Linked DNA regions of Mus musculus: region 1 is linked to region 2. A link is a contact called in ENCODE Hi-C data. All regions are on one chromosome and are shown on one strand. Each heading gives the region's core, a stretch centred on a gene start or an enhancer-like site at or near the end of the contact. The rest is flanking DNA. Distances are from core to core; before and after follow the strand shown. Region 1 holds the start of Zic2 (zinc finger protein of the cerebellum 2). Region 2 holds the start of Sox21 (SRY (sex determining region Y)-box 21).

Region 1 (3,913 bases), core at 1,107-3,606, 4.2 Mb before region 2:
GCTCAGACACAGGGCATTTCATGCAAATAAATTTCTCAAATTTTAAACCTTGTTAAAAGCTTGTCTCGCACCTCGCCTCCCTCCCTTCCCAAAAGAGAACAATAGGCCGCTGGCTCATCCCGACTTCGGAGTAAATATTGACGAGGGAAGTTGCTAAAACATTTGGCTTTCTTTTAGCAAATCGTCTTTTGCGATTTTGGCTGAGACCTGGTCGAAGATGAATAATCTGAGGCGAGAGGCTCGTTCTTTTGCGTCTCCTCTCACGATAGCCCCGCGGGGCGGTACTGCCTGGGGCTCTGGTTAGCCCAGGCGAGGGTCGAAGTTGGTAATCACAAACCCTCTGGTGCCCATTAGAGAATCTCACAAACTGCTGACAAACCACCGTCAGTCCCCTGCGACCCACCCCAAAATGGGCTTTAAAAACACTTTTTAAATGAGAACCTCTTTACAGCTTCGGCTCACACCAGATTCATTTAATGGGAAACAGTCCTGAGAAGGACGTTTGGACCCTGTGTAAAAAAAAAAAAAAAATGGGGGAAACACGAGCCTCTGAAAAATAGATAATCCACTCGGGGCAGAAAAGCTCAGTCAGACAAGCTGGCAAAATCCTTGCTATGCTCGCTTCCCGGACATCGAGCTAGAGCCGAATTGTTTTATTTTGTGCGCTCTATTTAGAACGGAAATATTGAGCAGGACGGGCGGGTGGGGGGTGGCAATCGCATCACTCCAAGCATATATTTGGTATTACGCTGATCGTTTAAAAGTTCAATTTCCGCACATGGAAAAATCCCAGTCTAATAATACTCTTACCATCCTCCAACAAAAACAAGCCCTGGCTGTCCTGCGCTCTCCCATTCCAGGTCCCTGGCTGATGGTCATTCCCCAACGCGTACGAACACACACACACACACACACACACACACACACACACGCTCAGTCTGTGCATTTATTTCTCCTCGAGGTGCCTCTTCCCACTGCTGACCCACGATTACCTGTATGAGTTCTTTTGTGGATCTTGAGGTTCTCGGAGCGTGCGAAGACCTTGCCACAGCCCGGGAAAGGACAGGGGAAGGGCTTCTCGCCAGTGTGCACGCGGATGTGGTTGACCAGTTTGTATTTGGCCTTAAAGGGTTTGCCCTCGCGTGGACACTCCTCCCAGAAGCAGACGTGGTTGCTCTGTTCCGGGCCGCCGACGTGCTCCACAGAGACGTGGGTCACCAGCTCGTGCATGGTGCTGAAAGTTTTGTTGCAGCTTTTCTTGGGATTGCTTAGCTGCTCCGGGTCGATCCACTTGCAGATGAGCTCTTGCTTGATGCACTGCTGCCGCATGTAGCGGAAAAAGGCACCAGGGTGGTGGTGGTGATGGTGGTGGTGGGCTGCGGCCGCTGCCATGTTCATCCCCATGTTCATATTCATAGGGCCGTACTGGTTGTGGAGCTGCGCCGCCGAGTAGGGGTCGGTCCGCGGGCTGGCCACTTGGCGGTATTGCTCCGAGCGCCCGAACACCTCGCCCGGCAGCCCTAGGCGCATTTGCCCATTGAGCACGTTCTGCGAGGCGTGCGGCCCGTGCTGCTCCGGGAGGCCAGGGAAAAGAAGGTGGCCCTGCGCGTCCGAGTGCGCGTGGTGAAGGCCGCCGGCGCCGGGTCCGAAGAGCCCGTGCTGCCCGCCTCCCGGCGCCGAGTCCCCGAAGCCCCGGCTGCGGAACAGGAAGTCCCGGGTGGAATTAAAGGGAGGCCCCGAATAGGAGCCAACGTGTGCGGCGTGGGGCCCTAGAGCCGCGGCCGCAGCGGCTGCAGCAGCCGAACCCGGGTAAGCACCCGGACCTTGCGACGTGAACGCCGAACTCTGACCAGGAGACAGTTCGTGTGCCCCGGGGTTGAGCTTGAAGGCGCCCATGTGCGCCGCGGCCGAGTCCACGAAGCCGTTCTGAGCTGCCGCCAGGCTCAGCTCGCGGTCCTGCATCTCGGCCGCCGCAGCCGCCGCTGCCGCGGCCGAGTGGTGGTGGTGGCGCGCGAAGCTGCCCACCCCGATGGCCGGGAACTGCGGCCCCGCGTCCAGAAGCATGGCCAGCGCGCCCGGCCGCCCCGCCGGCGCCGGTGAACCCCGCCGCCTGGATTTCCTCTTCGGATCGGCGAGGCGCGTCCTCTGGACGCCCGGCTCCGTGAACCGGCGGTGGAAATACTGGCGACTGCAGTCTCGGGAGCCGGGCTGGTGCGCCCGCCGCCGCCGCCTGTATCTGCCTCAGGCGGCCGGGCACCGAGCGAAGGCGCGGAGAGGAAGAGGAGGCGGCGGCGGAGGAGGCGCGGGAGGAGGAGGTGGAGGAGGAGAAGAGTCCAAAGCCAGGCGGAGAACCAAAGTGTATTAAAGGAGCTGCGGCGGGGGCGGGCGGGCAGGGCAGGGGAGGGCGGGCGGGAGGAGGGAGCGGAGGGAGGTGTGGGGAGCGGAGGAGAGGGGGGCCGCCGGAGGGCGAGCTCAGCGCCGCGGCCCCCACCCCTGCGCGCCCCCGCGCGCGCACGCACGCACGCACTCACTCGCTAGCTGCCTTGTACTGCCGGCGGACCAGGAGCCTGGCTGAGATCAGCGGCATCCGCCGAATGAAGTCAACGCGGCTGCGGGGCCACAGTGCCCTAGGGCAGTGGCTGTGCGCACACAAGCTGGCAGGGAGCGGACAGCAACAAGCTCCGCCAGCCCCAGAGCCTGGCGCACCCGCCGCTCCACCTGATCTCCGCAGGGGCGCTGGGCAGCCGGGAGGAGGAGGCTAGGCGTCGAGTCCACGGCGCTCTCGGGTGGCCGCTCCCTCCCCCGAGGCCTTGCTCACGCCGCCCAGAGCGCTGCCGGTATTGTTCGGCTTCGCGGTTGCTGCGGGGGTTTAGCCCTCTTGGCCCTCCGAGCTTGGCATTGGCGACGCCCGGAGTAGTAAACTTGCAGCGGTCACGAATTCCCCTAGATGAAGGAAACGGGCGCGTCGTCCCCTCTTTCTTTAAGTTGGGCTGGAGGAGGAGGGAGGGGGAGGAGCAGGGGAGGGGGGGACTGTGGGAGGGGAGAAGGCGAGGAGGGGGAGGGGAGCAGGGTGAGGCTAGTCTGAAAAACAATAACAACAATAAAAAAGTGTTCTCTGGTTCTCCCCCTTCCTCCAGCCGATCTGTTCTGGGCGCTAGTCCGGGAATGAGTGCTCGCATCAGCGAGGACAGAGCGAAGTCCTCGGCACAAGCAAATGCTAGGAGGCCAACACGAGTTCTTCCTCTCTCGCGGCTGCAGTGGGCAGCCTTCGCCACCGCCTCTGTTTATTTCGGTGGGCGCTGAGGCCGCAGCAGCAGCCTTTTATTTTTTTATTTTTTGTCCCCTCCTTTTCCTCTCCCCTCCCCCGCGTACCCGCCGGGTCTCCCGCCCGGGTATCCCTCCCTCCTTATCCAAGGCTCGGCCTCCTGGTCACACCGCCCCTTTAACGGGGACTCCCGCCCATCCCGCCCTCCAGAAACCGCTATTGGCCATCACGGCCTCGTCAATCCTTCGCCCAGCCCGCCCCACCTTCCCTGAGCCCCGCTTGGGTTGTGCAGCTGCAGCAGCGGCCCAACGCACCCATAGACTGGGCCTGCCAGCATGCAGGGTTTCGTTCGCGCGTCTGGCTCTGTGGCTCCCGTCACCAGCCGGCTAATTCAAGAGTTCAGCTGCGAGCCTAACGCGGTGCCAGGTCTATGGGTCTTGTCCCCTTCCGCCCGATCCTGCTCCCGTATACTTTGTCAGAGGCCACCAACTCCCCAGAGATTGCATCCACTACCAAAGTACACCGAAAAATCCGGGAACTCTAGTCCAAAGCACCCTTAGCTATAGAGTCACCAAGCCCGAGACCCTGAGGGAGCGAAGAGACTTTTCCTGACAAGGACAGGTCTTTCCCAGTCTGGACAGGCACTCT
Region 2 (3,915 bases), core at 1,123-3,622:
GCAGAGTCTCCTGGTGAAACTAACCAGGTGGTCTGCTCTCTGCGTGCTTCCTAAGAGTCGACAGGACCCATCGCACTGACAAGTCTCTATCATTTCCTTGTCTTTTACCTATTCCTCATATGGGCCATTCCCTTTCCTATAACCTACATATTCATCATTCAGAAGGGACTGCACCCTAGTTGTTTAAGCATGTGCCATTCTACCGATCTGAACATAACAGGGGAGCAAATGAAAACTGAATTTACATTTGCACACACACACACACACACACACACACACACACACACACACACACACACACACAAAGGTTTGGGGCTTTCCCTTATTAAAAGCTCTGCTGGGCTCATGCCAGAGGGGTCTGGAGGTTGATGGGTAACAGGGAAACTATTTTCTTTTATCTCACAATTATTGAGGATGCTCTTTTCTTCAGATGTGAAGGTCTCAGGACAAGAATACTGACCCCCCACCCCCCCAAAAATCCAGAAGTGATAAACCAAAGCATCGCCCATTTTGAACTGTGCTAAGTTTTGTTTCATGAACACAGGTCGCACACACAATTATTTTCTTTTTATGATGTCTCTGCTTTCTACTGAGTTTTCTAACTTGGCTCACTTGCTAAAAGGGCAATGTTACATAGTTTATACTGGGGTTATTCACAAAAGTTTTATGTATTTGATTTTTGACAACTTATAGCATACATAAGCATAGATTTCAGTCATATATACAAACATTTCTATGCAATCATAATTTATTGCATGTTTATAAGATAAATTTGAAGCGCATAAATTATTTAAATTACCAACATAAATTGATTTCTTCAGCCTTCAATCTTTTTATGTCAAGATAATTTTCATTACTAGACTCAACTTTATTCAGAATTAGTGAATAACAGTTTTCATATATTGTGTTCCCATATATATGTTCTTTGTGTGACAGTGGGTAATATTTTGTCTCAAAACTATTATGCAAGTTGGTAGGTTGAAAGCTCAGAGACAGTAATTTTGTAGTTTATCATCATGAAACAGTGTATTTAATATCCTAGTCTATGTAATTACACTTGCCAGAGTCTTAGCATCGCACCACCCAGAGTCTGAATGACAGTGTCTACAAAAGTGAGGTAAAGAATTATGATTCTAGAGGAATCAGTTCAATTGTTTTAGCAACAGGAGAGCAAAAACAATACAAAATAAGCATTTACAAACATGACAGCTAAGGAAAACAGAAACCCACTTAACATGCCACTGCTGACTGGCATGTCTGTTATCACAACAAACATTTCAAAAGCCATCGCCTTCTTCAATTTAAATGAGCAACAAAACAAGCCCAATTCTTAAATAAATAGGAGTGCAAACCAATTCATGTTAATGCCCTGATTACAAATCAATGGTTCAAAGGTCCCGTGTGTGTACAAACTGGACATAAATTGCAAAAAGACATTTTAAAAAAAGCTAACCGTGTATACGAATGTGTTACTTGCAAACAGCCAAAGGAAGACAAGTAATCTGCCTGAAACACAAAGTCCCTGAGGAGGGGGGTTCCCCAGGAATATTCGGGGGTGCTATTTGATTTTTGATTGTGTATAGCGTCAATTATAATAGCTCTAACTACCAAGCAAGAAAACTGGCTCAACAGCATAAAAACTGTCAGAGTAGAACATTTTTAAAATTTTTATTTAGAGAAATGATTTATGCTTTTGATTTGAAGCAGCTTTGCCCTATCGTTGAGAGACTGCAAACGTTAAAGAAACAACACAGAGATAGCTCTGACGACCAGAATTAAAAGAAGGCAAAACAAGACAGAAGACAACTGTTTAAAAAAGCTGTGTATTCAGAAGGGGATGCGGGCTCAACCTAGGCTCATTCCTTTTCCAAAGGCTTGCCAAAAATGTTCTGTCCATCCTGGGCTACTTTCCACTCCACTACCTCTGAGTGCAACCATGAGGCAAGAAACTGCCGGAGGCGTCTGTTGCGAGTCACACCTGGCCCTCCAAGGAAAATGAGTACTTTCTTGCCATTCGGAACAGTCTCAAACACTTTCAAAGACTCTTCCCCCACTCCCACCCCCAGGCTCAACCCTCTTCCTCGCCAGTTTCTGAAGCTCTTTTCCTCTGGTGTACCGCTTTCATCCTCCCGGAAGAGCAGCCAGCAGAGCACCAGCAGCGCTGGGCAGAACAGGGGAGCCGCCGGCGACACCAAGCTCCAAACAGTGCGCAGACTCCGCGGCGCGCGGCGGACACTCCACTCGCCTAAACCTGCACTCAAAGTGAAAAAAGAGTAGGAGGAGGAGTGTTGGGAGGGGGGACGGGAGGAGGCTCCGCTGGTCCCTCCTCCCTCCTGGACTCCCCGGCTCCTCCTCCGCACTCCCAGGATATACACACACACTCACACACGGCCGCGGCTGGACATGCACACCCAGCGCCCGCTGCCGGCGCCAACACTCGCAGGTGGCGACACTCACCTGAGCCGGGCTGCAGTCGCCTCGGAAGCGGCGGAGCGAAAGCCTGGGCCCGGAGCTGGGAAAGCAGGAGCAGCCCCAGAGCAGACCTGCGATCTGAGGTGATATAGCACGTTTTCTTTAATCCCCGTCCTCCTCCAGGACCTGGATCCCTGCATCCTTCCAGCCTGCGGCGCCCGGAGTAGCCGGGACCCAGGGGCTCGCGGGCGCGGCACCCACGCGGGCGCACGCTCGGAGGCGCGCTCACCGAGAGGGGCGCGGCTGAGCCCGGGCCGGAAACTTGGGAGAAGTTAGTTGCAAGTGTCTGGCTGCTGCGACCGGAGCTGGGAGAAGGCGCCCGGGCCTGGCCGGCCGCGCCGCACCGAGCAGCCCTCCGCTTCTGGAGTGCTCCGGGAGCCCGAGACCTTCAGTGCGCCCGGGGAAGCTGGGAGCCAGCGGAGCAAGCATGGCCCCGGGGACAGCCTGCAGCAGCGAGTCGGAGAACCCGGACAGTCTCCACTGAGGCCCGGCGACTCAGGCTAACTCAAAACCTCAGCCCGCCTCCTTCCTCTCCTCTCCTGTGCCAAAGCCCGGCAGCAAGATTCTCCAGGCAGGTGCCCGGGGACAGCGTCAGCCCTCAGCAGAACTACAGGATTGGGGGTTCCATCAGCGCGCCCTGACCCCGACACAGAAGACGGGCCGCTGCAGTGTTTGTGTTTCTGTCCGCCGCCCTGCTCTGCGCGCCCCGACCCTACCCCTCCTCTTCCTCTTCGCGGCCACCCCTCCCCCACTCCCATCTGCTTCTGTCAAATGAGAAAGTCACCGGGGAGAACCCAAACACTCCAGCCGCCGAGAGCCCCCTTTGGCACTTGGCAGCACGCGGCGGCGGGCTTCTCGGCTCAACTTGGTGGATCCTCCGCCGCTCAACTTTCGGGGCTGCTTGGCTTTTAAGGCGCTGAAGACAGAGGAGAGGGGAGAGCAGAACCAGGCAGCGGCCACCTGCAGGGAGTTGGCGAGCCAAAGCAACGGGACAGAGGACAAAAAAGCAGAGGGCAGAGTGACACCGCGGAGTGGGGACACCGAGGAGAAGTTTCAGGGTCCCGGAGAGGATTTTTTCTTAGAGCTCGACCAGACAGACCAAAGCGGTCCGGGACGCAGCGCCCCGACCCAGGGCTGGTCGTCTGGTCCTCTCTTCCCGCGCGGGAACGACGCGGGGACGCACGGCCGCCCGCTGAGCCGGTTCCCTCTGGCAGCCAACATTGATTTCCTCCGGGCGGAGGCCGAGGGCCCCGGTGGCGGCGGCGGCGGGCTGCAGCCGCGGCACGGCGACAGCATGTCCAAGCCTGTGGACCACGTCAAGCGGCCCATGAACGCCTTCATGGTGTGGTCGCGGGCTCAGCGGCGGAAGATGGCCCAGGAGAACCCTAAGATGCACAACTCGGAGATCAGCAAGCGCCTGGGCGCCGAGTGGAAGCTGCTCAC

Evidence for each region. Hi-C counts contacts between places; a loop is a spot of excess contacts on that map.
Region 1: a map of heart shows a loop between it and region 2 (16-fold over the local background). The contact joins the promoter of Zic2 here to the promoter of Sox21 in region 2. A Hi-C loop is called at or near these places in 8 of 37 maps with a recorded cell type or tissue (gastrocnemius, heart and left cerebral cortex).

Annotation. Positions count from the first base shown.
Region 1 is chr14:122,473,827-122,477,739 of GRCm38, reverse strand. Zic2 (zinc finger protein of the cerebellum 2) reads right to left here and starts at 2,356. Exons shown (of 3, transcript NM_009574.3): 1 at 993-2,356. The coding sequence starts at 2,064. 2610035F20Rik (RIKEN cDNA 2610035F20 gene) reads left to right here and starts at 2,541. Exons shown (of 5, transcript NR_045046.1): 1 at 2,541-2,837; 2 at 3,138-3,292.
Region 2 is chr14:118,235,487-118,239,401 of GRCm38, reverse strand. Sox21 (SRY (sex determining region Y)-box 21) reads left to right here and starts at 2,372. Exons shown (of 1, transcript NM_177753.3): 1 at 2,372-3,915. The coding sequence starts at 3,767. It overlaps Gm4675 (predicted gene 4675), which reads right to left and starts at 3,170. Exons shown (of 3, transcript NR_131969.1): 1 at 2,458-3,170.